Linked DNA regions of Mus musculus: region 1 is linked to region 2. Evidence: chromatin contacts called from ENCODE Hi-C or POLR2A ChIA-PET data. All regions are on one chromosome and are shown on one strand. Each heading gives the region's core, a stretch centred on a gene start or an enhancer-like site at or near the end of the contact. The rest is flanking DNA. Distances are from core to core; before and after follow the strand shown.

Region 1 (3,979 bases), core at 525-3,024, 160 kb before region 2:
TGGTAAAAAGCTGACCAGAAATAAGAAGCCACTCTTCAATTTCCCTGGGACATTTGCTGCTGAGGCCACATATCGACTGTCCTCTATCATTACCCATGCGCTGCCGGCTTCCTTGTAAGACTCGGAGGGTAAAAGAATGCATACTTGGTGGATAAATGCAAGTGTGATCCTCTCTTCTCTTTAAAGCAGTAACAAAGCTAGAATCAAAGAAATCAATTTACCTTAATCTGAGTCTGTTCGATTGACTTTTCCCATATCTGCTGATCATATGCTCCAATCTGAAACAAGGAGCAGGCTATTTAAATGATGCAAAGGCAATCTTTGTATCTAAGTCAAACCTCACAAGGCCATGAATCTATTAAATATGGTATCTGGAAAGTGGGTTTCTTACATATTAAGTTCATATTCCCCAGGGATGTTTTAAAAAAAAAGAAAGAAAAAAAAAAAAAGGCTGAATCTAAAAAGTGAAAAAAGCAACCCTCCAAATATTTTACACTAAAGATCACCTAAAATTCCACTCCCTGAAGAAAGCATCAATGGGAATCAGAGAGGAAGAAAAGGTAAGGAGCAGCTCAATCAGACGATAGTAACAATCTGAGCCATGCAGATAAGGATTTCATTCTTGTCTTTATAAAAAAAAAAAAAAATTAAAAGACTGATAATTTGCAAAAGCAAAGCATTGTAGTAGTTCGTGTATGCTGCCTTGAGAAAGGTGACTTACAGCTCACTTCCTAGAACCTAAAACTGTGTTTATAATGACTTTGCACATCATTTTTTATAATTATGTTGAGATGTTATATAAGAACATGTGATATTACCAAACTTAAGGAAAGTTAACAATATTCTTTAAGGGAGTTTTTTGCAGGGAGTATGGTTTACAAACAAAAACTACTGTTGTTACCTTCTTCTGATACCATGATATAGCATCTCTCTCATTTGAGGCCATCTGTGTCTCCAGCCAGAGAAATGGGATCTCACTGAAAACGAAGGAAATATCTCGGTAAGTCCAGTTGTTTCAGGTCATTGTCCCGTTTGGGGGTATGGCTTAAAATCTGCTTCTCTCAGTCTCTCCATTAGCTAGCTGCTCTTACTCAGGGTGTTCGCCAGAAAGAGGTGGGGGGAGGGGGAAATAGGCGAAACAGCATCCGAGAAGCCTCTGCACCACCCAGCACAAGAATGGATGCGGGGACAGCAAGTACCCGAGCTGGCCTCCCGCGCCCTCTGCCTCCCCGCGGCCGGCTCACCTGGTGCCCGCTGCCAGGCAGGCTGCCGGCCGGGCCCCCGCTGCTCAGTGACCCCCGCCGGACCGAGAGGCCGGGGGCGAGGCGGCGGGCCCGGCAGGCCGCATCTTCCCCCAGAGGCCCGGCCGTCCGCCTGGCCGTTACCATGGAGACCGCGGCGGCCAGCCCTGCCCCGGAGGCAGCCCAGCGTCCTGCGCCGGGAGGAGCGCAGCCTGCAGCCACAGACGCCCGACCTAGGCGGCCACAGAACAGGCCATGGGAGAAGCCAGGAGCCAACTGGGGAATGAGCAGAAGGAAGCGGGAAGGGTGCCTTCGCCAGCCACCTCGGCACCCGCAAGGGCTGGGTGCCCGGCTGGAAGCCAGCAGACGGCCCCGGGCCGGAGCAACGGCGCGCGTCCTCCGTGAGGGACGGGCCGCAGCTCCACAAGCTCTCGATGCGATCGGCCGCTTCCGCCTTCCGGCTCCGCCCCCGGCCGCCTTCCCGCCGCTCTGGCTGCCCGGAGGAAGAAGCCGACAGCCGCCTCGCGTGTAACCCTCGACGCTTAACGGAAAGTCACCTCAGAAACGACCCTCCCAGTACCCGTCGGTCCCCGGGAGGCTGGTCCCGATGTTCCAGAGGTTCCTGTGCGGGTCTGTAGCATTTAGCGTGGTGTTTACTTCATGTCCTTGTCTCCTTTGGGGGGACGAGACTAGTGCAGGGCACGAGCCTTCGCTCGAGTTCTCCGTTCTTGTTGGATGGACAAATGTTGGTGAATTTGCGCGGCCTGGAACGCGGACAGGCTGCCTGTGGCCCAGTGGTTCCTCCTTCGGCTCTCGGCAGCTCTGGGACAAAGGCTTTCTGCTGCCCACACAACACTAAGGGGATGCACAGGGCTCGGACTGCACTGGGACTTCCCCCAAATCGGAGAAAATGGCTGTTTATAGTGATTTAAAGAGAGGTCCAGAGAAAGGGCAACTGCACTCTAATGTAAATATAAATATGTATACCCACAGGGTTTCTAAGCTGTTCTTGTCTCTACACATTTGTGTGCACCTTAGTGGTTTGTTTCCAGGGGCCACTGTCTTGAACTTATTAAAAGCTAAGTCCTTTCTTGCCCTAGGCACTAAGCATTTAGTTGATGTAAGGCTAAAAATGGGTAATAGTTACCACTTAGGCAGTCTCCAGCCATTAAAACAGCATCAAATGAAAGTTATCCATACTGTGAAACGACTAAAATGTTAACACCCATAGGAATTATTTTTAAAAATTGCCTCACCCATTGGCAGTGATCCCCACTGTATACCCCTTAACTGTTCAGGGTTAAATAAAAAGCTGTTGAGCCTTAACAGCCCCTTCAGTGCTGCTGGACAGTGGAGCTCAAGGCAACAACCAACTCATTTTGGTAAATGACCTCAAAAAATTACTGTTAAGACCTAAATTTAACACTAATAACAAAAGCATTTGGCTTCATTGCCAAACACACGAGAGGTTTTCTGGGCTGTGGCTGTACTTTGAGGAATAGAATTGGTGGTACAGCTGCAAATTATTTTTCAGGAACCCTGGTAAAAATTTTCAGTGTTTTATTAGGATGCTGCTGTGTAAGGCCAAGCTTTGAACCCCCCAAAAAACATTCAGGCCCCAGCTCCCAGTAATGAACTGTCATTTTAGGAAATTGACTTAACAAGTCTGTTTTCTCACCAGTGTTGTGGAGATAATTAACCCCCTCCTATCTATGAGAACTGATGAAATACTGAGACCCTTCTAAGACCTAAATGCTGTCAGGACAGGCACTTCAACTACAGAGTTCACACAAAACTTAATGAGGAAAGGGATTCTCTTGTCTCCCATACTCCATCCACATCTGAAAAGTAAGCATCTTCATTATTATGCCATGCATCGTCACAAGCCTACGGCTGCTCTAAATGCAGGTAACCAATTTTAAGCAGCAATAAGGACAACTATCACAAATAAAAGCTTCATTTTTCTTCAAAACTAGTTGTACCTCAGTCTGGGTATCTCTGACTTTTTCTTTGGCAAAGAAAAGTCCATGATTTTCTTCTAAAGCTTAAAACTAAAATGGCAAAAAGAAGGTGAGTAGATGGATGCATGTGTGTGTGGAGAAGACTAGTACTCGACAAACAGGGTGCCAGCAATGACAACTCCCATGTGCTATTCATTTTGAAACATCAGTAAAGGACAAATCAGACTTTGTTTATTAAAAAAATACTTTACAGGAAAAAAAAGAAACCTATGCATTCCATTGTCCTACTTTACAAAGAAATAGCTTAACAATTTAACACACTCAGACAGCTACAAAAAAGCACTGTGTTAAAAGAATTATTATTCACACAAATTTGAGATTTAAGACTATCCATTAAAAACCTTTTAAAACACTTGTTAATGTCAATAAACAAACTAAGGCCACACAAACGCAAATAGTCCGCCAGGCAAATTAAACATTTCATCTATATGCAAAGACCTCTTAGATAAATTAAAGCCACAGGAAAAAAAGTCTTAGCTGCCAATCAAAATGAAGTTTAGTCACAGAAAACACTATTACATGAAAATTTACAACGTGTGATAGTATTACATAAGTATTTCTTTAGAGAGAATTGAAAAGTGCTATATTTTAAGAGACGGTGGTCTCAACTACATGCACAAGTGGATCCTAAAAAATGTATGGAGATTTTTTAAATGGAAGGCCATAATGTTTATGGATACTTGCTTTTAAAGCAACAGACTTCCAGGACGAGGATAA
Region 2 (3,964 bases), core at 1,386-3,885:
GTATTTACATGTGCTCTGGCTAGCTAGCCAAACTATGAGCTTTTAGAGAAATACAATTGGGTCTACTTTGTCTATTAATGTTACACAAAACTTCCTATTAAGAGTCTGCAACTGTTGCTCTCTATTCTCACACTGTTGAATCCTTAGTACATACCAATGGCGTGATCTGGCAATGGTACACTCCACTTTAACATTCCAGAGATCATATGGGGACATCATCTATAAGAAGGTACACACTAGAGAGAGCTCAAAGGTTAAAAAGTATTTTGTTGTTCTTGCAAAAGAGATGGGTTCAATTCCCAGCACCCACATGACAGTTCATAACCACTGGTAACTATAGCTCCAGGAGATCTAATGCCTTCTTCTGACATACACAGACACCAGGTACAAGCCATACTTGTGGTACACTTACACATGCAGGCAAAATGCTCATAAACATTTAAAAAAGCAGGGCTTGGTGACCCACACCCTTAACCCAAGCACTTAGGAAACATAGGCAGGTGAAAGCCATGTTCAAAGTTCAAAGCCAGCCTGGCCTACATAGTAAGTTCCCAGGATAGCTAGGGCTGTCTCAAAACAAAATAAAATGAATCATTATCTGTGTCACGTTTTCCAAATGAGCTGGTCACAGAGCTAAAGCATTCTGTGAAGAAGCATTTTCTGACTTCCATAGTGGCTTCAGATGTTTAGGAACTCAAGATCAACTAAGAAGTCAGCTAAGAACATCACTGATTTGAAAAAAATCCAGTGTAACTACTTGAAGTAATACACAAAATACAGACCAAGAAGATCCACATCCACATGCCACTATGGAAGTCAGAAAATGCTTCGTCACAGAACGCTTTAGCTCTGTGACCAGCTCACTGGGAAAACGTGACACAGATAATGATTCATGCTAGGAGGCACGAGCAAGAACTAAACATTCTTTTTGTTCCTTGGGTGGCATGATAAAAAATTTAGATTTCAGCCAGGCGGTGGTGGCACACACCTTTAATCCCAGCACTTGGGAGGCAGATGCAGGCGGATTTCTGAGTTCAAGGCCAGCCTGGTCTACAGAGTGAGTTCCAGGACAACCAGGACTACACAGAGAAACCCTGTCTCAAAAAACAAAAACAAAACAACACAAACAAAAAGTTTAGATTTCATTCCACTGATTACTGTTTCCAATGTTGTGGAACCAAACTACTACAATCAACTGAGACTGTTTATTTACAATACAGTTCCTGGATTCTATCCCATCCTAATGAAATCAGAATTGATCCCTAGATCACGATTTTTTAAAAAAGGACCCCATGGGACTTTTGTGTCCTACCTACAGTTTTGAGCTACAACTATAGATTAGTTACACGTTCAAACATATATAATAGAAAAAATCCTAACCAAAGTGAGGAGACAAGGCTACTTATTAATAAACTACCACAACAGGCTTTGGTAATTACAGCCTGAGCCAACAACAGTACAACTTTAAGAACAAGAATTGATATTTTGAATTTTTCATACCACCTGACAGTAGACAATGTTTTCAAGGTTGACTAGCAAGCTTGGTAGGGTGCCTGGTGACATTCATAACACAAATACAAGCAGAATAGTAGGTTTAAAGAGGAGAAGAATGATAGTATTATTTTGGTCATATCTTTGATGAACTATCCAAGTCGAAATGTAAAGCAAGCAGAAAGATATACAGGTCTGAATCTAGAAAAAAGGGAGAACTGTTCTACGTTAAGTCATTGAACCAGGAGTCAGCCGCAATTGCTAAAGCCTGTGGTATGAAGGAGACCTCTCAACTGGGCATGGTGTTCCACACGGAAGACTGAGATGACAACCCAGAAATGCAGCCTCAAGGCCAAAAGATAAAACTGCCCTTCTTTAACTTTTTCAGAGTGATCGCAGAGCTCTGAAGAGGATTAAAAGTGGGGCCGGGGGGGGGGGGGGGGAGTTAGAATTCTATGGTAGGTTGGTGATACCTAATAACTCGCTGGATGACATTCCGGTAGCGCAGCCTATCAGCCTGAATATGAGGGTTACACAGAGCCTTCTTCAGTTCCTTCACCACGTCCTCAGAGCCAAGGTATGGCATCGTCGCCAACACTCACGGGACAGTTTCCACAGACCCGTAGGGAACTCGTGGGCTCCTCCTAATTTCGATGTGGGAGCCTGAATAAAGGAGATGTAGTCAGTGAAAACACTAACGGCGAGATGTCACTTTGCTGTGCCTGCCCCCCAGGGCGGAACACATTCTTGGGTCCTCGGGCGAGCCCCGACCCTTCAGGAGCCGCCCGGAGACCCACAGGCCGTTGGCTCTGCCCAGCAGATCTCAACTCTCTCTAGGCCCAGTTACGAATTCTACACTAGCAAAAGGCCAAAGACCTAGCACAGCCTCCTCCCTGGGAATCTAGTCCCAGTGGCCGAGGACACCCCAGACAGCTTCCTGCGGAAATCCCGCCCCGTCGCCCTGAGACACAAGGAGCAGCTTTCCGGGTCGCGCCGAGCGCCGAGCGCAGGTCCGGGGGGGGGGGGGGGGGGGCACCGACCTCCGGACGCCCTTCCCCCACCCATTCTCCCCCTCGGCGCAGGCGCGCAGCTCACTGTGTGAGCGCCGCGGCCGGCGATCGGAAATCAACTACTAGGGTCTGTCTCCCCGCCGCCGCGCGAGCTTTGACAATGTGGGGACTGGGCCCGAGCTCCAGCGCGCGGTTGTGAGTGATGCTCTCCCGACTTCTTCCGCGTTGGGCGCTTTCATCCTGATCGTCCCGAGCGCGGCCACCTTCTTTTTTCTCACTCTGTCTACTAATTCCGTTTCTGGGATGGTTTTCCTTTAGGGCTTCTGGACTTGTTCCAGAGTCCACTTGTCATTGGGACGCTGTCGTGGAAACCTCACTCAGGAGTGCGGTTCCCGCGAAGACCCCACTGGGTGACACCTCAACTCTGCCACCATGAACGGGGTCGTAATCCCCCAAACGCCCATTGCTGTGGACTTTTGGAGCCTGCGCCGTGCCGGTTCGGCGCGGCTCTTCTTCTTAACCCACATGCACTGTGACCACACGGTGGGTTTGTCTAGCACTTGGGCCCGGCCCCTCTACTGCTCTCCCATCACTGCTTGCCTCTTGCATCGTCGCCTGCAGGTATTGGGGCTGGGATTTGATCGCTGAGACCTAGTCCAGGAATCTGGGTGGGGACTTCTGATCTGTCACAGTTTGGGGGATTACCGAGTGGGAGACATAAGGACTGAATTTTTACAAATGTGGGAATTGATCCCGGAATGAGACTGGCTTCTAGTTAACTACCTGGAGGTTTTTAGTCAAGGAAATGATTCCTATCTTTTCAAAAACCAGTGCTTTCCTAATTTGCATTTAAGAATCTACCAGACTGTTCAGTGATAGAACACTTGTTTAGTGTGTGCAAGAACCCTAAGTTAGATCCCCAACACTCATTGCCCGCCCCCAATAATTCATCTAATGTGCTAGATAAAAACACATATTGTCTAACATCTCCTCATCTTGTCTGTGTCAGTAGAAGTGGCTGGTGTGAGACTGGAACTTTTTTTGACAGTTGTTTCCCACCCATGGCTGGGATTATCATGATAGGAGAAAGTGTGAGAATCTTTATTTAGACTGTTTTCAGATTCTGAGTTTAAATCTGTACAAAGGGTGGGAGACAGAAGAGGAAGGAGAGATTTCTTGGGAATCCTTATAACAGCTTACATGAGAGTGGTTCAGAACTCGGTCAGCTTTCCTTGATGAAAGAGAAGTCTATGGTTACTCGGGTGACCAACTGTTTTCCTCAGGTGTCTAAGCACTGGATCCGGGCCCTGGAGGTTGGCGAGAGTCATGTATTACCTCTAGATGAAATTGGGCAAGAAACCATGACTGTAACGCTCATAGATGCCAATCACTGCCCTGGTTCTGTCATGTTTCTCTTTGAAGGATACTTTGGAACAATTCTATACACAGGTGAGCCTCCCAAG

What was found. Hi-C counts contacts between places; a loop is a spot of excess contacts on that map. ChIA-PET counts read pairs that join two places held with the same protein, here RNA polymerase II (POLR2A).
Region 1: a loop to region 2 is called in a map of left cerebral cortex, with 2.7 times the contacts of the local background. The contact joins the promoter of Phtf1 here to the promoter of Dclre1b in region 2. A Hi-C loop is called at or near these places in 1 of 37 maps with a recorded cell type or tissue (left cerebral cortex). POLR2A ChIA-PET finds 5 or more read pairs at or near these places in 2 of 5 experiments (Patski and embryonic stem cell).

Annotation. Positions count from the first base shown.
Region 1 is chr3:103,966,053-103,970,031 of GRCm38, reverse strand. Phtf1 (putative homeodomain transcription factor 1) reads right to left here and starts at 1,774. Exons shown (of 19, transcript NM_013629.2): 1 at 1,245-1,774; 2 at 902-977; 3 at 222-278. The coding sequence starts at 946. It overlaps Phtf1os (putative homeodomain transcription factor 1, opposite strand), which reads left to right and starts at 1,716. Exons shown (of 1, transcript NR_030676.1): 1 at 1,716-3,979. It overlaps Rsbn1 (rosbin, round spermatid basic protein 1), which reads right to left. Exons shown (of 8, transcript NM_001356556.1): 8 at 3,396-3,979.
Region 2 is chr3:103,808,058-103,812,021 of GRCm38, reverse strand. It overlaps Dclre1b (DNA cross-link repair 1B), which reads left to right and starts at 2,635. Exons shown (of 4, transcript NM_133865.2): 1 at 2,635-3,122; 2 at 3,785-3,950. The coding sequence starts at 2,934. Ap4b1 (adaptor-related protein complex AP-4, beta 1) reads right to left here and starts at 2,505. Exons shown (of 10, transcript NM_026193.2): 1 at 1,965-2,505. The coding sequence starts at 2,077. Gm15471 (predicted gene 15471) reads right to left here. Exons shown (of 5, transcript NR_040412.1): 5 at 3,582-3,808.